Regions from separate parts of the Mus musculus genome. Here all the other regions are linked to region 3. The links are chromatin loops, found by intact Hi-C in ENCODE. Cell type or tissue: heart. All regions are shown on one strand. Region 1 has its middle 110 kb from the start of Lpar1. Region 2 has its middle 20 kb from the start of Musk. Region 3 holds the start of Lpar1 (lysophosphatidic acid receptor 1). Region 4 has its middle 21 kb from the start of Mir3095. Region 5 has its middle 36 kb from the start of Olfr267. Region 6 holds the start of Mir3095 (microRNA 3095). Region 7 has its middle 14 kb from the start of Musk.

Evidence for each region. A loop is a pair of places that touch in the nucleus more often than their neighbours do. Peaks named below come from ENCODE experiments on the same cell type or tissue, not always from the same donor. Only the 100,000 strongest peaks of a DNase experiment are listed, where the experiment ranks them.
Region 1: it touches region 3 in a loop (2.4-fold over the local background); 2 of 42 quality-filtered maps call a loop at or near these places.
Region 2: a loop joins it to region 3, with 4 times the contacts of the local background. A loop is called at or near these places in 14 of 42 quality-filtered maps.
Region 4: a loop joins it to region 3, with 2.7 times the contacts of the local background. A loop is called at or near these places in 9 of 42 quality-filtered maps.
Region 5: a loop joins it to region 3, with 5 times the contacts of the local background. A loop is called at or near these places in 19 of 42 quality-filtered maps.
Region 6: a loop joins it to region 3, with 2.1 times the contacts of the local background. A loop is called at or near these places in 2 of 42 quality-filtered maps.
Region 7: it touches region 3 in a loop (6-fold over the local background); 14 of 42 quality-filtered maps call a loop at or near these places.

Annotation. Positions count from the first base shown.
Region 1 is chr4:58,659,966-58,663,965 of GRCm38, reverse strand. No RefSeq gene overlaps it. Among named protein-coding and RNA genes, the nearest start is that of Lpar1, 110 kb to the right of the region's middle. In heart, no CTCF peak of the experiment used is centred here; a DNase peak (open chromatin) is centred at 1,985.
Region 2 is chr4:58,264,314-58,268,313 of GRCm38, reverse strand. It overlaps the pseudogene Gm30907. Among named protein-coding and RNA genes, the nearest start is that of Musk, 20 kb to the left of the region's middle. In heart, a CTCF peak has its summit at 1,812 (motif pointing left); no DNase peak of the experiment used is centred here.
Region 3 is chr4:58,550,402-58,554,401 of GRCm38, reverse strand. Lpar1 (lysophosphatidic acid receptor 1) reads left to right here and starts at 1,109. Exons shown (of 4, transcript NM_172989.1): 1 at 1,109-1,268. In heart, CTCF peaks have their summits at 1,150 and 2,402; DNase peaks (open chromatin) are centred at 531, 1,121 and 2,391; H3K4me3 peaks cover 2,877 bases; H3K27ac peaks cover 2,281 bases.
Region 4 is chr4:58,417,900-58,421,899 of GRCm38, reverse strand. No RefSeq gene overlaps it. Among named protein-coding and RNA genes, the nearest start is that of Mir3095, 21 kb to the left of the region's middle. In heart, a CTCF peak has its summit at 2,487; no DNase peak of the experiment used is centred here.
Region 5 is chr4:58,747,670-58,751,669 of GRCm38, reverse strand. No RefSeq gene overlaps it. Among named protein-coding and RNA genes, the nearest start is that of Olfr267, 36 kb to the left of the region's middle. In heart, a CTCF peak has its summit at 1,958 (motif pointing right); a DNase peak (open chromatin) is centred at 2,419.
Region 6 is chr4:58,440,099-58,444,098 of GRCm38, reverse strand. The region is part of intron 3 of Lpar1 (lysophosphatidic acid receptor 1); the gene reads left to right. Mir3095 (microRNA 3095) reads left to right here and starts at 3,001; the gene lies at 3,001-3,087. In heart, no CTCF peak of the experiment used is centred here; a DNase peak (open chromatin) is centred at 1,528.
Region 7 is chr4:58,269,853-58,273,852 of GRCm38, reverse strand. No RefSeq gene overlaps it. Among named protein-coding and RNA genes, the nearest start is that of Musk, 14 kb to the left of the region's middle. In heart, no CTCF peak of the experiment used is centred here; a DNase peak (open chromatin) is centred at 1,862.

The DNA.
Region 1 (4,000 bases), 110 kb before region 3:
CTTCCAGATAATAGCAAATTACATAAAACATTTCTAGGTCAACCAAGGCAACTGAGAAATTTTGATTTTGACCATGGCTGAGACAATTTGCTGTGGAGATGGCCGCAGGCACACAGAGGCTCCCTAAGCCAGTTGGGGGCTGTAATTGATTTCATATGTGCTCTGAGTAATTCCGCAGATAAATGTCCCAGAGGTAGGGTTGCTGGGGAGTGCCTTGGCTGTTTCTAATAAAACCTTTTCTTAAAATCCCAAGGCTTTCTCCCCTATAGATGCACATAATTAAAGGATTTGAATGAGATGTATTCATGTTTGTTAATGACTTTCTACCTCTCTCTAATTACGACAGGAACACATAGCCTTAACTAAAAGTACAGACGTAACCAAGAGCCCAGCAACTACTGGATATTCACATACATACATCTCTCTAGCTGAGATCAGATAGGCTTGTAAAGTCACTTTTATGTGTTACCATGAGCTTTTTATTCATGTTTACAGTTTTCAAAGTATACATCCAATAGTCTTTTAACATTATATAGTAACCCACCCCCCAGTTTTCCATGCTATCTCTAGATTCCTAGAGGTAAGGCTGTTGGGGCCACCACGGGGCTTGGGCAGTCAGGAATTGGGAGGCAGGTCATAGAGCTGGTTGACACCATACTCCGCTGTACCTTTTAAACAGCAGCTCCACGCAAAACTCATTTTAAGCTAAGCTTTTGCATCAAATGATTTTCTCTAAGAGAAATATCACTATGTGCAGCTCAGGCTGGCGTTGATCTTGCTGTGTAGTCCAAGTTGGCCTTGAAGTTCTGATCCTCCCTAAATAAAACTTTTGGAGAAGTGTTCTCATGCATAGATACTTTTGCAGTCACCATTAATGGCTGTTTAACCATGTTGTATTTCTTGCCTGTTTTTCATTTCTATAGCTGAAATAAAGTTATGGGCAGCTTTGCACACACAGAGCTGGATCCTGATCTATAATGCTTTGACTTAGGGGTTTTCAATTTAATTTTAGTGACATGAAAGCTGTATGCATTCGTTGGGAGCTGTCCTTTCTCGTTCAGTTTTGCTTGTATTGTGGACTAGTGTTATCTGGTGCAGTGTGTGCTCCTGTTGCTGGACAGTCATAGTGAGTCTTAGCTCCTAGTTGAATACCATGTTCATGAGGGTAACTGTCGATACTGTGTTGTCTGTGTGTGTGTGTGTGTGTGTGTGTGCAAGTCTGTTCATGCACATGTGTGTGTGCAGGCCAGAAACTAACATCAGTGTCTTTCTCTATTGCCCTTCACCTTTTATTTTAAGACAGGGTCTCTCATTGAACCTGGAGATCATCATTTTGGCTTGACTACTTGGCCTACCAATCTCCAGGATCCATTTGTCTCTGTTCCATGCCCCAACCCAGGGCTGTGTTATAGACATGTGCTGATATTCACGTCTAGTTTTTACTTGAGGGTAGAGGATCTGAATTCATGACCTCATGCTGTCACGGGAAATACTTTCCTCCCTGAATGTCCTCTCCAGTCTCATTTTACTTATTTATATATTTTGGATATCATATTTTGTGGTTGTATTTTCACATTTGAAAAATATTCATCCACATAATGTGCCTATTTGTGTGATAAATGCATTTTTGACTTCCAGTATTTTCAAGTTATAATGAGCTTATCAGAACAGAACTATATTGTAACAAGGAACATTTGTGTGTGAGTCCCTCTGTGTGTAATTCATGTATATACTGGAGGATTTACAAAGCTACGGAATTCCTGGGCCAAGAAACTGATACTATTAAATTATGCTGCAGAAATAGGAAAGGGTGGTTAGTTCTGCAGTGCAAATCCCTCACAGCAGTGTGGAAACTGACATGCCTGCAGAGCACAGATGGTGTTCCTCGGTTGTCTTCTGTACAACGGTTGAGAAGTATCACACTGCAGCTGTCTTAATAGCCCCTATCTGTCATGAGAGGCTAAATTCTAGCCATGTGCTTACCAGAGCTTCTTTCTTACACAGATTGTCTATTTCCTTAAGTATTGTTCCTCATGCCTGCTTCCCTGCATCCACTGCCTGCTTCTGTGGGGGTTACCTCTCCTGGAGAGCTTGCCAGGTAGACCCCCAGATACACCGATGTGCTTTGTATATGGAGAGAAATGGCCTTGGGCTTCATTGATGAATATTATTATAGCTTATAGTTAAGGTCTTGACCTAATACCATGTAACATGTTTCATGATGTCTAATTTATCAGTTCCTTGTTTTATGACTCCTTCTTTGGTCTTTAAACTTGGAGAAAAAAAAAAAACTTCCTATGTTCTTAAACATCAAACTATCTGGTCAACAATTTTCCTGAGAAAACATTTGGCATTAATTCACTATAATTAATTAAAAATTGTTGTTTTAAATATTAATAAAGCAAATATTTAATTATTGTATTAAATATTTTATTTTAATTAATTTAAAATTGGATATTTTATTTTGATCTTACAATAGTTATGTGTACATGAGCTGCTTTTCAATCACTGAGTTTATAGCTCCATTTGGGTTCTTACTGAATAAGGAAACAAAGATATTTATATTGAGATCCCACTGTCTCTATAAATTGTGGTTTTATGTTGCAATCATGCAGGTATATAAATTGTATGTTGCCTATTTTATTTGAAGGATTTCTCAGTAGGAGAAACATTACCAGAAAATAACTCATGGTTTGTTTTTGCTTCACCAGTGTGCACGTCATTTCCCCTTTCTCCTTCCCTTCTTGTTTCACTCCCAGACTAGAACTTTCAGGGTCATGTTGCATAGAAACACTGATTATGGTTCTTACCATGTTTCTGTCTTTACAGAAAATACATTGATTTCTTGCCTTTCAGGGTGATTTCCTAAGCTTTCAGTAGGTCCAAGCTTGTTAAGGAAGTTCACCCTTATTTTTCTCTACTAAGAATCCTTTAAGATCATGAATCCTTTTTGAATAATAGAAAATCCCAATTCTTCCATCTTTGAGATGTTTCTTTCTTTCCTTTTTTAATTTGTTAAACATGAATTGTGTTTTCTGATGTGAGCTCATAGAAACATGGATTCAATAAATTAGTTATTTGACGTATTGACAGATTTAATTGCTGTAATATTTTATTCAAGTACTTTTGCTTTAAACTAAGACTGATTTCTTCTCCTTCTTGGAGTGGTTTGTGCGCCTTTAAAAAGTCAAGGCTAAGTAAGCAGCCCCAACGAGTTGGTGCACATTCCTTATTCCCCTGTTCTTTGAAAAGTAAGGTTTGATATGTTTAGTCTGCAAGACCAGCTGGCTCTAGGGCTGCATATGTTTGCATATGTGTATCACAATAGCTAAGTATTCACAAGTTGTCTGCAGAAGTAGACAAATATTTCTTCCTATCTCCCCAAGCTCATGAAACTCCTCCAGCCAATAGCTGGGGCCGCAGCTTTCCTTGAGTTTCGGCTTCTGTGGTTTGTTTTAGCCAAACGAATACAGCTGTAATTGTGTTGTGCTCACTGTGGACCCTAAAAGACAGAAGAACTTCTGTTCTCTTGTGATCAGCTGTCGTGTAAAAAAAAAGCAAAAACAAAAACAAACAAACCTCATAGTAGATTATCAAATGTGTAAATGTGGTGGAAAGACAAAATAGAGAGAAAAAGGGACAGGGGAGGCTCAACCAGTCCCCAGACCATCCAGTTTCCTCACATGAAATGCCAGGTACGTAGTCAAAGCCACCTTGGAGCCCCCAGCTCCAGCCTGGCTGCTTCGTCAGCAGCACTTGAAGTAGAAATAGTTCATTATGAATTATCTGAATTTCAGAACCATAAGAAGCAATAAATGATTTCATACTGAATTTCCATATGTCCTAGGTCTGTTCTGGTCTTTGGTATTATTTATCTTTTCTGCCTACATCACCAACATTCTTAATATTATTTCATTGAGTCTTCAAACCTGGTTCATAAAATTTTCTTGCTCATTTTTACCATCAAAAAGGACAAAATCTATTTTCTCTCTTCACGATT
Region 2 (4,000 bases), 290 kb after region 3:
ACAAGGAAGTTAAACCCAAAGCACTCATAGCCCCCAGTCTTCCTGGCAGGTCCTGTAGGGTGCCTGTGTGCTTGATTGGCAGGGTCTAGTACAGCCTGAGGGCTCGGTCCTATCCAGATGTGTCAAAGTTTTATTAGGAACACCTGGGTCCCTAGGACACCCTACTGGGTTACCAGGAAATTTGGGTAGGAATGGGTTGGTAACCTTCATACTTTACAAAATCAGCGCTGCTGATAAAAGAAGTGAAACTTTGAAAGGCTGGAGTCCTGCACCTGTCCTGGTCGCTATTAGCTAGCTGCATGGGAACAGCCAAGAGAGCTGTCAGGAGGCCTGTAGACCTAAGCCAGCTGTGCCCCATGGGGATTTAGAGCACAGCTGTGCACGTGCCTAAATTCCATTTCTCAGGTGGCGTAAGTAAATGTCTCTGAAATATGCAGCATGACCTGTGGGTACCACTCTCTGTCTCTCTGCGTATGTAGTGCAGCAGGCGTCAGAACCTTCTTAGGGAGCCTGAAGTGAGGACCAAGGTCTTAGGTGAGGTCAGGGTCCAGTTGTTTACTGGGATTCCAGTATTCGCATGAGCCCATGAATGTGGTACGAGGACGGTAGAAAGTGGGCTGGGGATGGTTGACAAGTTTGTTTTGCCAGGAAGGAGGTGGTGTAAGGGGACATGCTTAGCTCTGTGACTGCTCTACCAACCTCCTTTATCCCAGAGGGACACTCGGATCCAGAGGACACAAGCTAAATGGGACATCAATTGACCTGATTCACCTTTAAAAACTAAAATTAGAAAACTAAGTGTTCTAATGATAATTATTGTTATCAATGGCATGAACAGGGCCTCATTTATAGGCGGAGATAGTAGAAATATTTGTTTGCAACAGGGCCTTACTACACAGCCCTGGCTGACCTGAACTTCTCATGGAGACCAGGCTGCCCTGGAACTCACAGAGATCTAACTGCCTCTGCCTCTTGAGTGCTGGGATTAAAGGTGAGCCCCGCCATGCCTGGCCTACTTAGAGAGTCAATACTGTTAGGCCAACCAACCAACCAACCCCGTATTCAGGACTCTGTAATACACAGATCTGCAGATTTCCATCTTTATTTTTACTATTATGAATTAGTCACCTTAGGTACACATTGTGATGCTTGGTGCCCAAGTTATGGTGTTATTTTTAATCTATACCCCATAAAGTCGTAATACATGGGGTTATAGGCCTGAGAGACTTTTGGAAAAGGTGGGGAACATGAAGAAAACCCTCTAAGTTGATGAAAAGATTGAAAATTTCAATCACTCTCAAACGTACAAGTTTCCAGGTCCTTTTCTGTAATCATTTTGAAATAATTCCTTAAGTTTTCAGAGCATATCCTATAAATATGAAATATGTTCCTCACAACTAGGGAATTACCAGAAGGAGTTCAGGAAGTGCTATTTATGAATATAAGATATTAGAAGCAACCTACGTTTCCTGTTAACATGTCATTTCTTGGCTAAATTATGATATATTTATACAGACCTAGTAAGTCACGTTGCTGAGGAAGATGTAATTACACGGTGATCTGTTGATAATAGAGTGTTTTTTTTGAAAACCTAATAAGCTTCTCTGGGTTCTCTTCTCATCAAATGCATTTACATGAAAATTGGCAATATAAACATGTTGCTATTGGTTTCTTATCAAATTATACTTCATTTCCTCAATTTTTACCACCCATATTTGGAATGAAAATAGCCAACTGTTAATCATTTTAAATGTATTATTTCTGAATTTTATGCGGCCAACTAGGGTTCCTTCAGGTTGGCGGCGCCATCTGCTGATCAACTCGTACACGTAGAGTACAGAGGAAGCCAGTATGTATCAAAACCAAACGAAAAGGATTGAGAAGAAAAGTGGGGAAGAAGCAGGAATCCTGTGGAAGGCTGACATAATTTAACCCTTGCATGGGTACCACTAACGCCCCTCAGCACAGTTGAGCATAAGCTTCATTGTTTATCTTTTTGCTGGGCCTTGTTACTGGACCATCTTTAATTCACAGTTCATGGATGCTGTCAAAGACAGAATAGGAGCTACAGTCAGGAGTGCAGGTGAGAGAGCAAACTGTAATGACCAGTAGGTCCGAGGCCCAGGGTAAAGAAAAAGAGCCAAATAAAAGATGTGCGTGTGGGAAGGGGCGCGTCAGACTGGCTCAGATGTAAGGTCACGAATGGGGAGAATTCTTCAGCACAGGAAACTAGAACAGAAGATCCTGATGGGTGTTTTCTGTAGGCTGGAGCATCCGACACAAACAAGTGTGCCAATAGCTTATAGGGAGTAATGAGAGGTGTTATTTCTGCTTACTTATTATAGATCACCTATATTTTTTGTTCACAGAGATATAATAAATGATTTGTCCAACACTTTCTCAATTCCCAGGGACACTATGTTTACAATAATTCTCAAACCTGTCCACCTTGCTAAGGAGGGCAGATCCACTAATGTATTAGTACTAATGCACAATAAACTTGTCAGTAGTCAATAGCGCCTTGTGGTGGTTTGAATGAGGATGCCCTTAGGCTTCGTATATTTGCATGTTTGGTTCCCATCTAGGCTGTTTGGGAAGACTTGGGAAGTGTGGCCTTGTTGGAGGGGTTGTGGGCTTGAAGAAGGTGTGTCACTAGGGGTGGGTTTTGAGGTTTCAAAAACCTACACCAGGCCTAGTGTTGCTCTTTTTGCCTCCTGCCTGCAGATCAGGATGTAAGCTCTCAGTTACTGCTCCAGCACCGTGCCTTCCTCCCTGCCACCATGCTCCCTGCCAATTAAATGCCTCCTTTTATACGTAGTCACAGTCATGGGTTTCTCTTCACGGAAACAGAACAGTGGCTAAACTTCATCTTAGCAACTCTGACATCCATTCTACAGCTTTACAAAGGCCCCAGGTCACAGGTGTTATAATTGCCCCTACATAACACAGGCATACTTATGTATTTGCAGTCTCCTGTCCCCTTGCTAGCTCCACATGGTAGTAAGCAGTGATTTTGTACCTCACCAGTATGATCCCTTCTGTGTGCAGATGCCCTCTGATGCCTCCAGCCATCTATTACGGAAGACTACTTTTTTAGAATTCTCAGCTGTATGTCCATTCACTTTATAGAAAAGATAGGTGTGAGCCTGTATTAGGAGTAGATCGTGGACTGGTCTCTGTTGGTAGGGTGCTTGCCTAGTATGCACAAAGATTTGGATTCGATCCACACCACAGCATCAAGCTAGGATTGATGGTGACAGACTCACAATCTCAGCACTCAGGGATATGCTCAGCCTTGACAGAGAGGTACAGATAGACAGACAGACACAGACAGACAGAGAGTAGGCTTGTACAAACCCATGCATGTGCGCGTGTGCACACACACACACACACACACACCACACACACAGGCCTGGTCTGTTTCTGTGACCTGTAAGCAGAATTTACTATGAAGCATCCTGGTTGACTCTATGGAGTTGTTCTCTTTAAAAAAAATATATAATGCTGGGGCTGGACAGATGACTCAGGGGTTAAGAGCAGTGGCTGCTCTCCCGTAATCCGTACCACCCAGCTCACAACCATCTGTCACCTCAGTGCCAAGGGATCCATTGCCCTGTTATGGACGTCTCGACATCAGGCACTCACATGGTGCAGAGCCATATATATATAGCTGAAACATACATGCACGTAAAATAAATGATAAATAAATAAATAAACAAACAAATAAAGCGTACAGGTGAGGTTGAGCCTTGACATGCTAATCCAGGGCCTGACACCTAAGCTAGGCCAGGAGGGATGAAGCAGCAGGATGTGATCATCTTCATGTGGAATTTCCTCACACACGTGCCTCCACACCGGGGCAGTCTGATGATTGTAAAGCAACTGGACAGCACACGTAGATTGGGAGTCATATGAAATGCATGACGTGAAGAATCTGGTGGCTGTTTCTTGGGCAGGAGGAGTATAAGGCTTGGCTTGATTGACCATAAAAGTTCTACTT
Region 3 (4,000 bases):
TACTGAGTGATGGTAAGGCTTCTGAGATGGAAGTCTCCAGAAAATGATTCTTAGGTCCTGCCTCCGCCTACACTTCCAGGTGTGCCTTCCCTGCCCTTAATTGCCCTATGAAAAATCTTAGTTTGCCCTTGGAAAGTTACACTCCTAGCTGAAGAGAAATTTATAATCATAGCTCTAGGGACACAAAGGCACGCTCGCTTTGATTTGCAATTGCAAAGCCAACTATTGCTTTTCTATGGCCTGAAGTACAGGGCTGTGCTGGTTGAAACTTTGTGTGCTGCCTGAAAAAGTTTAGAAACTCAACTCGGAGGAGGCCATACACCAAGTTCTCTCTCCCCCCCCCCCCTTTCTTTTCTTGTTTTCCCCAGGCTCTGTGATGGTTTCCAGGGCTTTTCAAATGAGGAGGGGACAGCAACAAAGCATGCACCATGCAGGGCGTCCACCAAAGCTCTGCAAGAGGCCTGGCGCTGGGGTGAGCACAGGAGGGGCCAGGGGTGACGGAGGTGGGTGTGTCTGCTGTGGAGGGTCAAGGGAGCGCCGCGAAGGTACTGAATGAAAAGCTTAGGCTCCCCTCACCCCCACCCCCTCCCCGACCTGCAGCAGCGCGGGAAGTTCAGTGAATGACTGGGGGAGGGGACCACAGGAGGCAGAGTCGCTGTGGGTGCCACGCAGGTAAGGAGAGCAGAGCGGCTTGGGAGGAAAGGCGCTTTGGGGTGCGGGGAGTTTCTGACTTGTGCTCTGTGGATGTGGCAGAAAGCGCCAGAAGGAGGAGAGGTAAGGAGGCTGGCACCCGTGCCTCTTCTGCTGCCTGCCTGTTCCTTGAGCCCGGGAAGTTGGAACTGGGCGGCAGTAAAGCCCCGGGAGTTGTGACTCTTGTCCTCCAGCACAGTGCTGCCCTCCGTAGGCTCCGGGTTGTGCTGGGGTGAGGCTTGGGTTGGGTTGGCCCGGCGGCTGCGTGAACTGCGGAGCTGGACCTAGCAGGTAAAGACACGGCGGCCGGGTGTCCCTTGGCGCGGCGCGGGTGGCGACCGCCCCGCCTCCCATCGGCGCGATCGGCTCGCACTGTCCCACCACCCGCCGCTTTGTAGCCGTGCGCGTGAGCGCCTGAGTGCGCGCGCCCGCGGGCCCGGAGTGGGTGGGTGTGCGCGCGTGTGTGAGGCCGCCTGCAGGAGGCGAGGCTGCCCTGGCCTCCCGCACCAGCCGGTGGAACTCAGCCCGGGAGGGAAGTCGCCGCAGCCGCCCGGGCGGCCCTCCCGACCTTTGGCCAGGTCAGTGCGCCCCAGGGTCCGTCCAAGTGACACGTAGGTGGCCTCCTGTTGCTTACCTGGATCGGGTTGGGGACGCGAGAGGGCTGGCAAGGGGCTCCCCAAGTTTATTGGTGCCGCGTCCCCGACGACTTAGATGGCTCGGGTGTCCGCGCGTCCCGCGCTCAGTTCACTGCTCACCAGAGACTTTGTCGTCCCTTGAGTTTAAGGAATTTAAACTGAAGTTTCCTTGAAGCCGCCCTAGGCTTAGTCTGTACCTGGGAAATGCAAGGCGGGGAAAAACCTGATTTTGCTTGAATGGGTTGATCGGCTGTTTGCTCCTGTAGGGAGGGAGACTTTACTGTGAATGGTTTTAAACTTTAGGCTTGTTTTTCTTTGCTGCCATTTGGTCTTTGATGTGAGGCACCCAGGGCTTGTTGCTGCTTCCAGGCTGGGGCCCTAGACTGTCTCTTTTCTCAGTCCTTTCTTCCTCGTCTCCCGTTTTCTTTCTTCCTTTCGCCTGTGTTTCTTCTTCTTCTTCTTTTTTTTTTCTTTTTAGTTGAAATCTTCGGAGCTTTCCTTCCATGTGGGTTTCCAGCGAGTACTGGCTTGTGAAAAGTTTTACTCTTAAGCTATACCCATCGTCAGAGATACCTATTGCTAACTGCAACTAGAAGAAGGTAGCTAGTTATTAAAGCGGAATCCTCTATTCGTTTCGACAGAGCTGCGTGCTTATCCTTTTGTGTAAGTGTCTTTTGCTCACCTAACATGACTATGAAGTCAGAAGTCCGGGTTTCAAAGTCTTAGAAAATGGAAGAACATAGTCTCTTTCAGATGGAATGAATACCAAGGAAGAGGAATCAACATTACGCTTAAGGCCCCGTGCACCACAGCCAGCTGCATTAAAACACAGCTGTAATAGCATCTAGTTTTTGCCCTTGGTTCCTCCAGATGCAACATCATGAATAATAATCACCAGGGCTCTAATATTTTTTAAAATTCTATTTTATTTTTCCTTTTCTTTGGTCTTGAGTGTGAATTTGAGGGAAAAAATGTAGAAAGAGAGGGAAGCAGTTTGAGGCGGAAAGGCTGAGAAGGGTGACTTGCAGAACCACATCAGAGCCTCCTTGTACACAGCGTCCCCTAGCGGTGTACCCTGAACGGGTTCTGGGCTCCTGGGCTTGGTGTCCTCATCAGGAAAATGAATGGGTAGGATGATCTTTGCTGTTTCAGCCATCTTCCCTGTAACTGGGAACTAAGGGTGGGTGATTCCTCCATGAGAGACTAGTTGAAGTTGAAGAAGGAAAATGAAGAAAAATTAGTCTTGTGGGGAAATGGGAGGGCAACAGAAAGAAGGTGGGATGAAAGAAACCCGTCAGGAGGGGGATGCTTGGAGAGAGGGACTTAAGTAGGAGTTGGCTTTCTCTAGCCTGCCTGCCTGCCTGCCTGGTTCCTTTCTTCCTTCCTTCCTTCCTTCCTTCCTTCCTTCCTTCCTTCCTTCCTTCCTCCCTCCCTCCCTCCCTCCCTCCCTCCCTCCCTGACTTCCTTTCTTTCCCCTCGAAAGAAAGCAATAATTTCTTCTCCTGCCAACCTTATTATTACAAACCTGCGAGGCTGCTTAAATCTGACATGAGGTCTAAGTGATCCTTGCGGTCTGGCCTCTACTAGGCACCACCTACCCACCCACCCTGCCCTTTGCATCTTCAGCTCAGGGGAGCTGCCACCATCCCCCAAAGCTCAGCGTCCCTGTGAATGATGGTAAAGAAATCACAGAAGAGAAAATTTAAGTGGCAGCATGTCAGAGACGTCTGTTTCTATTCAGAGTTAGTATTCTTCAGAACGTAACTTGATTTTGTTTTCCAGGTTCTGTTATAGGTGTTGGTTTTTACAGAATCTGTTGTTTGACCTAGTGGGACATCCAGGGGACGAATAAATCCTGGTTGCTGAGTCTTTGAGGACATAATAACATTCGGTCTGAAATTTGTGATTTTTTTTTTTAGGAAAAGGGATCTCTTCAGACACTTGGTGTAAAAATTTGTGCTCGGAACAGAACACACCATGCTGATTTCAGTGGGAAGTTACAAGTATTTGACTCATAATGTCTTTAGAAGTTTAGTTTAAGGTCAAGTTTTTAATGTCTGTGCTTAATGTGTGGCCACCCCCCCTCAGTCCCTTCTTCCATCCTTTCCTCTCTCCCCTCCTCCTCCTAATCTGCTCTCTTCCCTCCCTTCCTCCCCTCCCTCCTCCTTGCATCCCTATCTCTCTCTCCTTGCCTCTCTTCTCCTTCCTTTCTCTCTCCTTGCCTTCCTCTTCCATCTGCCCTTCTTTCTTTCCTTCCTTTCCCTCACATCCTCTTTTCCCTTCTTCCTTTCCTCTCTTCCTTGGTACCATCAGGCCTGCCCCTGTGAGGAGCGTTATTTACTTTGAAGGTGAGGTATAACGTCATAAAACCGACCCATAAGTCAGTCAGCATCTTACTTTCTGTCTGGTTTCTTACTTTTTGCAAAGGATGATAATTTGAAAGGCTCTATGGTGTCAGTGTTTAAATATCTCTTAGGGATGTGTTAGAGCGTTGGGAGAGAACGAGACAAATTCAGTCCAACAAGCAACCATTGAATTCTTGTTGTAACAGATACAAAGAAAATGAAGAGAAGGGTTTAGCCAACGCTGAAGTGCAGAAGGTGGGACACAGATAGCTGTGGTGTAGAGAGTGAAGAGTTTCTGTGCCACATTGCATCACTATGTGCTGCAGAGGA
Region 4 (4,000 bases), 130 kb after region 3:
ATGTTGATTGTGTCTTAGAATTCCTGCTGTCTATTGAGAAAAGCAGAATGACGTATCCCATTTTGACAGTGCATTGTTTCCTTGGGAGAGAGTCTAAGTTTCTGCATTATGTATTCTATTTCACTAGGAATGTTAAAGCTTAAAATATTCTTTCTAGTTAGTTTTATTTGATGTCCCCATTTTTCTTTCTGTAATTCTTTGAGACGTTATACAATGTATTTTGATCCTACTCTCTTCTAGCCCCGGACTTCTCCCAGATCCCTTACTCTCTTCCCTACCCAACCAACTTTATGTCCTTGCTTTTTGCTTGCTTGTTGTTTTAAAAACTCATCAGTTCTCATTTGTGTTGCTCTTATAGTCTTGGGTGTGTGGTCATCCCCAGGAGCATGGTTAAGTATCGGCTAGAACCAGGCTTTTAAAGAAAACTGACTCTCCCCCTTCCAGCATCTATTAACCGCTGATAACTTCTCAGCTAGGAGTGGAATTTCATGCCCACTTCCCCATACTTGGATGAGATTTTGGCTAGAGCATACCTGATCAAGGTACAGAGAATACATGGCTATCTGGTGGTTTGAATGAGAATGGCTCTAACAGGCTTGTGTGTTTGAATGCTTGCTCCCCAGTTAGTGGAACTGTTTAGGAGGACTGGGAGGAGGTGTGGCCTTATTAGAGTAGGTGTGACCTTGCTGGAGAAGGGTTGTCACTAGGCTAGGCTTTGAGGTTTCAGAAACTCACACCGTGCCCAATCTACTCCCTTCCTGCCTGCAACTTGCAGATTCGATGTGAGCTCTCAGCTACTGTCCCAGCGCCATGTCTGCATGCCCGCCTCCCACCTCTCTACCACAGTGGTCATGAACTAATTCTCTGAGACTGTAAGCAAGCCCTCAATTAAATGCTTTCTTTTAAATGTTGGCTCAGTCATGGTGTTTCATCATAGCAATAGAATAGCAACAAGGGCACCATCTTTAAGAACACCTTAAAAGGTGTTAAAATACATTAAAATTTGATGTTATTATAACTAATTTTCTTTAAACAATTTCTGCTGAGGACTCAGTGAGTCCTTTTGATGCAAACCTCTGTGAGCTCAAAGAAATGTACTACTTGCATTTCTTAAATTACACTGAATATATATATATATTATCTCTCCAAAGCATTGTGCTCCATTTCAGCCTCAGTGAGATGAGTCAAGCCAACCATTACCGGATTTCACCACCAACCTGGAAGGTCTGCAGCCCTCTTTTAACCCACAGAGAAGCTTTCAGCCCAATTCTTCAAGTTTGGCTACTCTCACATCACCTCTGGATCATTTCTTTGATTTCTTTTGCACCTTCAGACAAAATAAGCCCCCTTAGTCCCTCTAAGATCCAAGAGATATAATGTTGTCTCTTCCTTTTCATGGTCTGCTGAAGCTGGAGGAGGCAGCCAGACTCATACTCAGAGGTGCCTTAAGGAACCATGTTTACATTTTTTTCCCTATGTGGCTCTCTAAGCATTTCACCACAGGACTTCTAGAAATATATCTCTTCGATCATTCCTGTCTTCTTTATCTTTTAAATTTGGTAATTGTGATAGTGTTACATTCTTGGAACATTCTTGGGTACACACAGAACTTTGGCTACAAAATTTCATCCTTAAAAGGTTTTTCAGCCAATGAGAGTTGAGTTTGCCCTGCCTTGGCTAGTTTAAGGTTCCCACCTGCCTTTGTTGGAAAAAGTTAGTTGTATCTCCCTTCCCCCTTGGTACCCATACATGGACTTGTAGTTTATCAGACTGTGGATATATTAGTACTGGCAAATTACCATCAGAAGTTTTGGGCATCACTGTTCATAGCCTAACAGGAAAGGAGCGGTGAAGTCAGCATGCACCACAGAAATGGATAAGGAAAATCGAGATCACAGATAGAGAGACACTTGGTCTCTCACAGATGATGAGAAGCTTGGATGGGTCTCTCAGTAGAACTTCCTGCGAATGAAGTGATGGCTGACTTTTCTGTGCCTTCTACCAACATGGGAAGGGATTGATCTCAGGCTAATCTATGATCTGTTATAATATTAATCTGACTTCTTTATATGTTGTACAGGCACATGGTCCAAGAAGCTACTGAGTAAAAACTGAAGGTTCAAAGACTTCTCTCCAGGATTTGGTTGGCTCAAGAGACCCTTCAAGTCTATGAGGGAAGAAGAAGAGAGTTAAGGAATATAAAAAAAAAAAGAGTCCATATGAAAAGCTTTGCTGGGTTCAGTATGTACTGCCCCGATGAAATGATGGACTTGATAATGGGGCAGGACCAAAGGAAAACATTTATGCTTCAGAAGTGCAAGATACTGGTGGACTTTTCCAAGGCTATTCATGCTGGTGGGTAATATTGAAAGTGCTTACTGCCCGAGGGAGGCTTTGCCCACCCCGTGCTCACCTGCCCTGCTGTGGCAGGAGTATGAGATAGAGGCTCCTTTGTGGTTTAGGTTGAGGAGAAGGGGGACATCTAGTGGTAATTGCAACCAGAAGGTCCCTAGGAACACAACTTAGTGCCCCAAATCAGACCTCCTGACGTGACAGCCAGTCAAACATTAAATCGCTTATCAGGAATTTGTCCATCCCTCAGCCTTAAGTTTAGGAAAGAGGTTGCCCACTTTGAAGTTCCCCGGAAACAGAGTCACAAAGGCAGTGACAGATAGCTCCTATAGAAGACAGCAGGAAGGAAGACTGTATATGAGTTTCTAGGTTCTCTGCTTGTCTAAGAGTCTCTCTCTCTCTCTCCCTCTCTCTCTCTCTCTCTCTCTCTCTCTCTCTCTCTCTCTCTCTCTCTCTCTCTCTTTCGCTCTCTCTCTGTGTGCTTGTGTATCTGTGTATGTGTGTGTGTATTTGTGTATGGTGGCTAGAGGAACAGGGAAACTTAACAACAACAACCCTTATTAATCTATGTAAAACATTCACCATTTCACCTAAGAGAAGACTTTTTTCCTAATTTGCTTTGGGAGGATGGGAGGCAGGGATCCATAGGAAGTTAGTTCATGGTAACTCATGAGGAAGGCTTTGAACCAGGTACTGTTTGCTGTTGTTGTTGCTGAAGACCAGTGTTTGGTTCTCAGCTCCCACATGTTGGCTCACAACCACCTGTAACCCCAGGTCCAGAGGATCCAGTGAGCCTCATGGGCTTCTGTACATACATTACACACATATATATTAGTGAGGGCGTACATGCATGCACATGGATAAAAATAATAATAAAAAATAAATTTAAAAATAAGGAGGATTTGTTGATGAAATATTTTAAGGTCTTCAGCAAAGGATTGTGTATAATATATAGCTTCTTGTTTAATTGAGAAAAAAAAAAAAGGTTAGAAACACATTTCTGGCATATAGGTACAAGAAACAGAAGTCTTTTCAGTGAATCTGCACCAGAAGAACACTGGTCTCCATGGAGTTTAGAGATCTGGAGCCAGAGAAGGAGATTCTTTTATCTTCAGCCTGGTTTGGCGAAGAGGCCATGGCTGCCTGGAAGGGGTCACTATCCCCCCTGAGATTGTCCAGTAAGGCTTTTGTTTGTTTGATTGTTTTTTTCTTCACTGCTTGGTTTGGGTTCAATGATTGCTGGGAAAACAGTCTTCATTGATTTCAAGCTTTGATGTGCAGATATTGTTTTGTATGAGATAGTTACCATTTTCATAGTAAAGCTGCAATTTTTTAATGAAATATATTAAGAAATGGAAAGTAATTGACTAACCAGTGCCAAGTGGTCAGCCCTGAAATCATATAACACAAGTAATACTAAATAAACTCAATAGGCTTCATTTGTATATTTATGCAATATATATGGAACAATAACAATTAAAGAAAAAGAGGCCAAGAATTTGAGATGAAGTTAGGAACACATGGAGAGGGCTGGACAAAGGAAAGATAAAGGGAGAATGATGTAATTATATATGTTTTAAAAACTTTAAAGATATGAAAAGTAGGAAAAATTAAAATCTATCTCACTTACATAACAATCACTTTGGGC
Region 5 (4,000 bases), 200 kb before region 3:
AAATTTTTATTTGAGATAGGGTCTCACTGTGCAAGTTAGTTCTTGAACTCATCATTCTCCTCCCTCAGCCTTTCCAGTGCTGAGAATATAGGTGACATCATATAGTGACATCATGCTTGGCTTGAACTTTTGAGGATACCAAGATAGGAAAAGAAGTATAAACAATCAGTTACATAGTGGACATCAGCAGAATTAAGTCTTAGCAATAGATGAATTGGGTATAACTAGTATCCAGTGGGTTATGGCACTAATTTATAGCCAGTGCAAAATATGAGCATTTTCTTCATTTTATCATAGCCAGGTTTCTCTTCTGATATAACTGAGGTTCTAGTGATCTCTCATGTAAGAGTCACGGTGAAATTCAGGGAAACTGAGGACCAGTCTAAGAATTCTCCAGACTGGGGCAGTGAGTTTGAGAAAAGAAGAAAAGATGTTGTCTTAGTCAGGGTTTCTATTCCTGGACAAAACATCATGACCAAGAAGCAAGTTGGGGAGGAAAGGGTTACACTTCCACACTGCTGTTCATCACTGAAAGAAGTCAGGACTAGAACTCAAGCAGGTCAGGGAGCAGGAGCTGATGCAGAGGCCATGAAGGGATGTTCTTTACTGGCTTGCCTCCCCTGGCTTGCTCAGCCTGCTCTCTTATAGAACCCAAGACTACCAGCCCAGAGATGGTCCCACCCATAAGGTGACCTCCCTCCTTGATCACTAATTGAGAAAATGCCTTACAGCTGGATCTCATGGAGGCATTTCCCCAACTGAAGCTCCTTTCTCTGTGATAACTCCAGCCTGTGTCAAGTTGACACAAAACTAGCCAGTACAGATGTATACACAGATTCTTGGTGAAACAAGAAGAGAACAAAGACGTAAGAGCAGAAATGCATGACAGAGACTCCCTCCATCTTGGGTCCAGCTAGGGAAACTCTTTAAGCCTGGCAGGATGTTGTTAAGTGGTCCTTTGGCTTTGCTGAGTACCTGCATTTCTGTAGTACTGGAGAGCACTTCTCAGTGGTCAGAGCAAAGAAGACAAAGTCCGGACCCCAGCATAAAATTCAGGAGGAAAGAAGCACCATGAAATGCCTAGAACACCAAAGAGCATGGAAGACTGTGGCCAGTGGGTGGTCAACTCTGATGACGGGAGCTCTCCTTTGAGAAAATTTACAAAATGATTGGCTCAGGAAAATTTTGCAAGTTAATATTTCCTGAACTCTTGGAAAATCCTCCCCTCCTCTCTCTTTTTAAAAAGCAGCTATGTTCCAGAGGTGTTAGGTGCTCATTTCCTGACTGGAGATGGAGCTCAGCTGTAGATTGCTTGCTTAGCATAAACAAGGCTCTGAGTTTAGTTCCCAATGTTGCATAAAAAGACCCAGCACTCTTGAGGGGGAGTCAGGGAGATCTCAGATTCAAGGTCACCTTTACCCAATGCTGAGTTTCAGACCAGCTGGGTTACAGAATGTGAAGAAACGTGAATTTCCTTCTCCTTACTCTCTTATGTCCCCTTATCTTCTCCCCTTAGAAATGTGTATTTGTTTTTTGGAGTGTCTTACTAGTCATTCATATGCCTTCATATTACTTCTCATTTGAATCTGATCATCTACCCTATGGGAAGTTTATTATAAATTAAATATAAAGTTTTATATAAGTCAATTGACACAAAAATAAATGTTCCTATAATTTAAAAGAGTAAATAGGTGCTGGGGAGATGGGCTTATCATTAAGAGCACTTGCTGTTCTTATAGAAGGTCATCTACAATCAACTGAATCAACTAGAAGTAACTACAGTACCGGGGGGCTCTGACACCTATTTCTATCTATCCTCCTTGGGCATCTGATAACACATATCAGAGAGAGAGAGAGAGACAGACAGAGACAGAGACAGACAGAGAGAGACAGAGAGAAACAGAGAGATCAATTATTTTGGTGGGGTTCATGCTAATTTTTATATTCACACTAGGGGGCACTGTGTAGTTATTAAGGCCCTTAGTGTGTTTGCTGTTTTATACTAATGTTGAATTCGAAACTCCTTTATGTCAGTATTTTACTTTCTGTGATAACAGTAGGATATGAAAATGTGTGTTTTTTTCTTCTATAACAGAAAACCAAACCAAACCTAACCAGAATTAAAACAGTGCCTGCTGTTAGGAGAAATGTACATTTGCAAGAGTATGGATTTCTCTTGGCTGTTTTTTTTTCTTTTTTGGTTATAAATTCACATTAGTTGATACAGCCAATATACAAACCACAGTTGTAGCAACCGGAGGAAGAAACAGGATATGACCCCTTCTGTAAGATGCTCATAATATCCCCAAGGAGGCTGGTTAAAATTCCATCTCTCTGCAGCTTAGTCAGAACCCGCTCTTCCGCTCCTGTTTTGGAATGGTTAGAGCCGAGGCTGAAAAGTTACAGAACAACAGCTTCGTGGCTAGATGTCACGTGTTTCTTCATAGAACAAGTTCTCCGGGATCGCCTTGTGACCTGCCCCAGTGCTGCTCAGCCCTTGACCGCAGTCTTGCTGGGGCCCAATCTCTGTTGGGCTGAGGAGGATTCGGGTTCCAAGTCTCCTGCTGTCCAGCTTTGTCATCAAATCAGCCACAAGGCTTTGTCCAGGATCACGGCATACCATAGAAAATGTAAACTATGAATTAGGGAGATTTGAGTTCTCCTATAGACAAATTTAACCTAGCATTGAAACTGCTTTCAAGATTATTTAAGCTATACCTCAAAATATTCTTAAACTTAATTTTATTTGTATACACACTTCATTCAATTATGTTACTTAATATTTTAGAAATGATGTGTCCTCGTTAATTTTCATGTATAATATTTATTAAAAACACATATTGTCTATAGGCTTGCTGCTTATATGGTTGTTATTTGTGACCTTGACCCAAGGTCCGTTCGCTCTGCACTGAAGACCAGATTTACCAGGGGCTTGCACCTGACTGCAGAGTTTGCAAATCCTGGGGCTGTCTTGGGCAAAGCATTTGATTCTCCCAGCTCCGTCCTGATGAGAGTAATAATACCTTCAACATGGTCACTTCACACAGATTAAATGCACGAAAGTGACAAAGTTGGCAAAGTATCTAAAGGACTGTTCTGTGCTCCCATTGCGTCTAATTTCATACCATCAACACACGAGAGCTGCAATAAAAGTTGTGTAGTTAAATGTTCTAAGATCACCCTGAGGCGGAAACACATTTCTTGCATAATGGTGTCAACAGAAAAGTGTATTTACTATTCAGAATGCAAAATAAATTCAAATGATTTTCAATAAATGTTGCATGCTAGAATGTTTTTTTTTTAACTTAAACAATAAGTAGTGTTGGGATTTGAACTTAGGACCACGTGTGTGCTCAGCATGTACTCTACCACTGACCTGGATACCAGGTTCCCAGAAGAGCATTTTGATTCATTTTGTGAATGGTTTGAACAAAAGGAATAAACCAAATAACAGAAGTATGACCTATATTTTCTCAGTGCTTCAAATGCATGTTGCTTAACAAACCACTTTGTGAAGTCCAGTCATTTTCGAGGACTATAGGGAGGTTCCTCAGAAGAGTAAAGAAATAATTGCTGTAACCCAGCAACCCTACTTCTGCGCCTATTTCCAAAGGATTTGAAATCAGTTTGTTGAAGAGATGCCTGATCACCCAAATTAACTATAACACCACACACAACAGCCCAGCCATGGATCCAACCCAAGCGTCATTATGGTTTATATAACAGGATACTCTTTTGCCATCAAAAAGTAGAGAAGTCTTTATTCATCCATAAAGAGAGAAATTATGTCATTTGTTAGAAAATGGATGAATCTGGAGATCAACATATTAAGCAAAGTTGAAGCCAAACTCAGAGAGACAAATATTGCTTGTTTTCTCTTACTTTTTTGGAACATACACACACACACACACACACACACACACACACACACACACACACACACACATTTACTTGTTTTTATTGTGTGAGGGGGTGTTCATATGTCATAGTATTCACATGG
Region 6 (4,000 bases), 110 kb after region 3:
ATAGCTAGGTGTATGCTGTGGTGAGTAAGGAAGGCCCTGACTCAAACAATGTGGAAGGCAAGGACCAACACCTGAGATTGTCCTCTGATGTCCACACATGCACTATGGCATGGCTGTAACCACATTCACAAATAAGAGTGCTCATGAGCGTGCACACGCACACACGGACACATACGGACACACATGGACACACAGACACACATGGACATATGGACACACATAGGCACACACACAAACACATGTAAGGGCTGCAAAATAGAAGTAGAAATGTTCACTATTAACTAGGTGGGTTAAAATTGGCATTAAGATAGATGCTACGACACGGGTATGGAGAAATGGCTTAGCAGTTAAGGATGTATTCTGTTCTTACAGAAGACCTGGGTTTGATTTCCAATTCCCATGTCAGGCAGCTCACAACTCAGGCTCCAGAGCTTCCAGAGGTCTCCACACGCATGGTGTCTACTCACATGGACAAGCATACACATGATTAAAACTAAAAATCTTTCTTTAAAAGCTAGGCATAAACAAATGAATACATTATTTCCAATGTACAGGAAAACCAATTTATGATAATTAAGGTTAGTCTTCTAGGAAAAGCTTTTGACTCAAAAGGCTATCCCAAATTGGGACTGGCGGCACAGTCTGGAGTCCCAGCTGCTCAGGAGGCTGGGCAGGAGAATTGCAAGTTGAAGGCCCATGGGGGATAGAATAAGTTCAGGGCCCACCTGGTAGCTTGATAAGAATTTCTCTCAAAATAATATTTAAAGACATTGAGGATATACCTTAGTATAAAGCATTTGCTTAGCATCCATGAGGTTCTAGATTCAATCCCCACTGTTGCCTAAAAGCACCCCATGTAGTTACATCAAAATGACTTCATATAGTTACATCATATAGTTACATCATAATGACTCCATATAGTTACATCATAATGACCTCATATAGTTATATCATAATGACCCATGTAGTTACGTCATATAGTTACATCGAAATGACTCCGTAGCTACAGGACAATGGATAAGTTTTATTTTGTCTATGGTTCACTACCTGAGCTTCCTTTAAGATACGTTAGTTAAGAACTGATTCGGCAAAATCAAAATGTCCTTCAGAGATGGACTGAAATTTGACTGTATTCTGGGATGCAACTGGCCTGTCTGGATGGAATACACAAATTCGACAGCACTAGGGGGAAAGTAGCTTCTGACATCCTGATCTGAGAAGTGAAGAGAGTCAGGCCTTGAAGATGCTAACTTGGGTGTAGGGCTAGTGTAGGATTGTCCTACTTTGACTTGTTCCAAATCTGTGGAATTCCTGAGTATTTTTGTGAAAACCAATTTTTCCAGCCCAGACTGGCAATGCTTTCTACCCTGCTCACCCAGACTCTTGGGCTCCCTAGGAGGCTTCTCTGGCCCCTTCTTAGCTTTGGTTTTGTGTTCCATATGAAAGCAAAGAAGCAAAGATCAACCCATTAGGAAACAGCACTTCTAGAAAAAACGACTGATTCAGAGAGCAGGCAGTGAACGCCTTGCTTGGAGGGAAGGTGTGGTCACGTGACTGTGCTCTGCAGCTGGGACCTGTTGTTCCAAAGCTGCCCATTTCCTCCCTGACCCTTGCACCAGCATTCCAGGGTCTCTTACATTTGTTTTCGGGCAGCAGGCCCTCCCAGATTGCTTTGACAGACTATAAGAAAGAATCCAAGCTGGTTCAAGGACAGGCAACCCGCAGATATATTTTGAAGCCTCCTGCTTCCACCTTCTTTGTGATTGTGACAAGTTGTAGGGAACTTTCTATTCACCGAGAGGCATGGTTCCTGGGACTCAACCTTTGAGGAGCCTAGCAGGGTGCTGGACTTGCATTTTATTGATGGAAGTGGTGAGCAACAGTGGACAGCTTCTTGCTCTATGTTGCTGCCCAGATTCAGGCTCTACTTATTCTTGTTTTAGAAACTAGAGATACACATATACATGCACACACACACATGTATGCATACAAACACATATACATGCACACACATTCACACAGATATACCCAGACACATACACACAGATACAGACACACATACTCACACACATACATACATACACACTCACACACAATCACATATACTCACACACAGTCACACACACTCACTCACTCACTCACACACATATACACTCACAGACACACAGATATACTCACATACATACACTCATATACACAGACACGTACACATATTCACATATACTCACATGCACACATCACACATACATATACATACACACAGACACACACATACAGATATACAGACATTCTCACACACAAGCACTTGTATACACAGACACAATCATGAACACACAATCACACAATCACATACACACACTTATATACACACATAAACACTCAGACACACATAGATACACAGACACAATTCTCTTTATCTCCATCATTTCCATCTTTCGCTGTCACTAATCTGTATCCTAAGTGAAAACCTGACCGTTGAGGCCAGTAAGATTACAGTGGAGGTCATTATTCCTTATAAGTCTCGTTTGCATCATTGTTACATGTGATACAGGCTGAGAACCAGTTCTAGGCTGGAGAGAGAATGTCTTAGCCTGATATACCAGGTCTTCATGACCTTAGACCTCGTATCTTCTGCACTCCTGGCTTTACAATATGGAGCCGCAAACTGTATTTTCTCTCTTTCATACTGTTCCATACCACTTTTCAGGTTTGTGCCTTGGTCTGTAGAGTCTGCCATCAGAAGTAGGCCAGAGATAAACAACACCAAAGCAGCCTTGGCTCTGGAATTGTATATTATTTTTAGTTTCCATCTAGTCAAGTGTGGCACTAAGAAGCTGCAGAGCCACGGGGAGCGGTGTCACTTCCTCTCTTCCTTCCTTTTCTCGTGTTCAACTCTGAGTCCTGGGACTGTCTGGGAAGATGTGTAGCTAGTTCTGAGAATGCCAAGCCTTCATGGTTCGTATCATGCTCTCCTGCTCTTCCTCGCCGAGGATCCACCCAGAGCCCTGTGCACAAGCTTTCTCATCTGTGACACTCGAGATGGTTTCAGGGAGTGGACACTGGAGAGAGAGCTTTTGCAAGTCGCTCCTCATGCCTTGTGGGGTAGGAAGAGAGCTGTTGCTTCTCTGCTTCACAGATAATGAAATAGGGGTTTGCTCAACTCATCCACACGTCTTACAAGGACATAACCAAAACTACAGTCTGGACATAGCCTGTGATGCACCTCTGGAGGGTGACCCCACTCAGCTAGAGCTAAGTACTTATTTAAACACACACACGCACGCACACACATACACACACACACACACACACACACACACACACACACACACACACACACACACAGATGAGACTGATTCTTAGAAGCTCAGAGGGAAATTGGTGACGTGAGAAGACTTGATTTCAGACTATGCATTCTCTATGATTTAGGAGCCTGAACACCTTGGACTTTCCAGCCCCCTGCTCCTCTCTTATAATACACTGTTGTCTTTGGGTCAGTGTGATCCAGGACACCCCAAAAAGAGAAGGGAAAGGGGAGAGGAAAGGTCCACATGATCACTTTTTGTTCCTCCCCCTTCCCCCTTCCCCCTTCCCCCTTCCCCTTTTCCCCTTCCCCCTTCCACCCTCCCCCTTCCCCTCCACCCTCCCCCTTCCCCTCCCCTTCCCTTTCCTTCCCTTCCCTCCCTCTCTCCCTCTTCCTTTCCCCTCCCTTCCCCTCCACTCCTTTCCCTTCTTTCTTTTCTTTTCTTTTCTTTTCTTTTCTTTTCTTTTCTTTTCTTTTTCTTTTTCTTTTCTTTTCTTTTCTTTTCTTTTCTTTTCTTTTCTTTTCTTTTCTTCATTCATTTGTTTTCAGAGTGGGGTTTCTCTGTGTAGCCCTGGCTGTCCCAGAACTCATTCTGTAGATCAGGCTGACCTCGAACTTAGAAATCTGCCTGCCTCTGCCTCTCAAGTGCTGGGATCAAAGGTGTGTGCCACCACCACGCAGGCTAATATGATCAGT
Region 7 (4,000 bases), 280 kb after region 3:
GTATGTGTGTGTGTATCTGAGGGGTGTGTGGTTTGTGTGTGTGTGTGTGTGTCTGTGTGGTGTGTGTATGTGTGTGTGTGTGTGTAATGGTGCATGTGCAGAGTTTGAAGGACAACATTCTTTCTTTCTACCACACAGGTCCTACACATTGAACTCAGGCTGTTTGGTTTGACAGCAAGCCTGTTTGTCTTCTGAACCTTCTGATCAGTCAGTCCTCTTTCTAAATTGGATGATCTGTTCTTTGTATAATGCAGATATGTTCCTACTGAGAGAGTGGAAGTAAAAGTGATACAGTTGACATCAGGGCTGGGGAAATAGTTTAGCAATATAGAATTTGCCCTGGATACCCAAAGACCTGAGTTCTATATTTAGGTCTACCATAGACAGTTGCCATCAAAACTAGGTCCACACATAATGATTGAGTACATAACATTATGACATGTAGACCTAGTCGATTCTAAACTGGAAAGAATTCGGTACAAACTTTTTAATATAGTCCCATATCTAATTAAATTGTGTTATAAAATTCTACTAAACCATGAAAACATGGGTAAATATCTTCAGAGGTTAGTACTGATGGTACCCAGCCAAGGAATCTCCCAGGGTAATTGAGATTTATTTTTCAACTGGGCTTCTGATTTCTCTTAAATTTATCATTAGTAGGATGGTGTTAATATGCTCTATTGGTCTCTTCATCAAGTGTTTTTCACCCACTCATATAGTTCATCCTGAAAAGAATGCTAGAAGACAGGGGCTAACACCTCCTCACTTCACAGATGAAAGGACTGAGTTTCTTTCAGTCAAGAAAACCTGGACCTAACACCAATGCTCTCAGCCCTTACCCGTGGATTCTCTCAGTCATGCAACAGATATTTGTTGTGTGCTTACAAATGTGCCGGGCACTGTGCTGGGTCCTAGGAGTCCGGTGGTGCTCAAAACAAGCACGGTGCCTGCTCTCTTTGAGGGTTCAGTAGGAAGAGCAAGGATTAAATACGGAAGCGCAAGTTGAGATAATAGCTATAAAGAGAAATTACAGGGTGCTCTGGGGTGCTCTGAAGGCTCCCTTCCTGAGATACGACAACCAGCAAAGGTTGCTCTGGGAGAGTGATAATTAAGCTAAGAGTTGATGGATTAGCCTAAGTCGATGAAAACCTGGGGAAGAATGTAGGAGGTTCTGAGAAGAGCATGGCCGAGTGTTTTCTAATCCTTTGACAAGCTTTCACAGTGAGATCTATCTTAGCCCCGGGTCATTAAAGATCAATTTCTCTGTGTCCCCCTCTTCTGACTTTATATTCACTACATCTGCTTTTAGGGACGGATATTTGCTTTCCATTCAGCTTGACAATAAGAAGAATGCGCTGACTGAGCAAGCCTTTGCTGCTTGTGTTTGTTAGGAGAGTCCTTCCTCCTTGCAACTTAGTAAATCCATGTTATAGCAATCTCGAGTACGTTGTCTTCTTGTGAAGTCTGCTCACTGCAATGGTCTAGCTTCTGCATTGTTCCTTCCCAGTTTCCACCAGCCTTCCCTTCAATGCTCCAAATGATTCTGTCTTGACCACCCTCACTTTTCCATGTGCAGCTCTAGAAATGGGTCATATTTCCTTTAAAAGAATGATGTCTTTAAACTGATAATCGATTTAGTGAGCACGCACTCCTTGATTATATTGATGGGGTTTAGTGTAAAGAGAATCCATTTGGAAGACAGTCTGAATGAAATCATGTTCGGAGTATTCGGGGAAGAAAACAGAGACCATCTTGCCTTGGCAGTCATGTGCTGAGTGACTAATGCTGGTGTTCCTTTATGAGACTGTTTTATTATAAAACTGTAGTAAACCGTGCTGGCATGTCCCCACAGCCAGCATGGAAATGAACTTACTCATAATATTTACTTCTTCTCCAGAGTGCCTAAGCAGACCTGAAACATCTGAACTAACAAAAGTCCTCCAACTTATAATATGTCCCAGCTGTTGTGAGGCTTGTGTGCGTGCCTCTGTGTGTGTGTGTGTGTGTGTGTGTGTGTGTGTGTGTGTGTGTGCACCTCGGAGGGGATTTCCTTGTATTTATTCATTTATGTGCCCTTTGCAGTAGGGCAAGCTCCGTCCGACTGGAATTCCATGTGTCTTTCCTGAGCATTTGTTATGTGTAGAACATTGGCTCGTGTCTAAAATGTCTTCCAAGCAGGACGCAGCTGAGAGCCATGAAAGATGAGATTGTATATTGTTTAGGCACAGTGATATGACTGAGTGGTATTTTCACAGTCAACAATTCATTTTTCTGCCAGTACAGAATGCCACATTATTAACAAGCGGGTATTATCTGGTGACTCTCATGAAAAGATACATTTGTATTACTGTTTTCTATTATTAATTGTTTATGAGCAGCTGGTTAACTTTTAATATTACAGAGATAAAAATCATCAGGGGCTCTATTAAATTTGGTTCTTTTTTTTCTTATCATCTTCTCTAAGTTGGGAGAACAAAGCAAGACAGGTCATAAATGTCTCAAATTTGAAAAAAAAATGTAAGGAGTGCAAGAAAAACCCATTATGTGTCTTTCCCACCTTCTTTCTAAACAGGAGCATTTACTCAAGTAACTGAACTTAACTCTGGGGTTACAGCAATGGGCAAGTCTCTGAGCAAGAAACTTGCAGCTTGGCCAAGGAGAAGAGTAATGATATCAACAATTAATACTGAGTGCAGGGCTTGGGGATTCAGTGGTAGAATGCTTGCCTGGCCAAGATCATGAGTTATAACCACAGCACCAGAAAAAGACCAGAACACAAGGGCATAGGTCAGCTGATGGAAGGCTCATCTAGAATACTTAAAAATCTACCTTCTTTATTCAGCTTTACAGAAACAGGGCACAGTGGGGCACATGCGCAATCCTAGCAACAGGAGGTGGAAACAGGAGGATCAGAAGTTCAAAGGCATCCTTGGCTTCCTAATACGTTTGAGGCAATCCTGAGGTCCATGAGACCTTGTCTGGGAAGTAATAGGCAGGTTGTAAGGAGGGAAGAGGGGAGAGAGGACAGTGTCAGAGAGGTGTGCTGAGAACACATGGGAGTCTGAGGATGCTCACACAGATTGGCGTTTGAGCTGAGAAGTCAACTAGGCACATAGGAGGTCAGGAAAAGGAGTATTTGGGGAAGAATCCCAGGAAGTGGATTCCATAGGATGCAGGGATATGAGAGCTATTCTTGCATGATTTTTCTTTCATTTTGTGCCTTTTTGTGGCTGCCAAGTGAAAGCTATATGCCGAAGGGTGCAAAGGAAAAAAATTAAAAGGAACAGACAGAATCACTTTGCATGCCTCATGGGTTATTCTCAGACCTCATGATATCATCTCAGGAGTGGAACACCTGCCTAATATGTATAAACTTCTGGGTTCAATCTCCAACAACAACAACAACAACAAATTAGAAAAGATAGAAGCAAGTTTTTAATTATGTGTAAATAAGTAAACAAAAATCTAAAGTTTCTAATGCAGAAATTCACCACTGCTATAGTGTGTTGTGTGTGTGTGTGTGTGTGTGTGTGTGTGTGCACAGACATGTAGTTTTGCTCCTAAGTCTCCAGGCCCTTCACCCTTCCACTTTCAGGACCTGCTATGGCATCAAGACCCTGTCTATCATTAATGATGCTGCAGCTTCCAGATTCTACTTTCCATGTAACTAAAGCATATCGCATGATCACATGACCAGGATGAGCCAATGAGATTCTTCATGCAAAAACAAAGCAAAATGTTGCTTTAGGGTTCATTCATCATGGCGCATGGCAGCAGCAGCAGAGTCTGAAGGATCAGCCATGGTGACAGGAAGTCACAGGGTCCAGCAGCTCCTGGGCTGAACTTGAAAAAGTGCCTCCCAGCCATGACCTTGTTTTTCACTCAGATTTCTAGTTTACGTATTTAGGCTTGTGGTTGATTTCTAGAGCTTCACACTCTTCTAGAAAATTCCTCATAGCATACATTAGATAGAGCTGGTGTTGGTTGTTGACAGTGA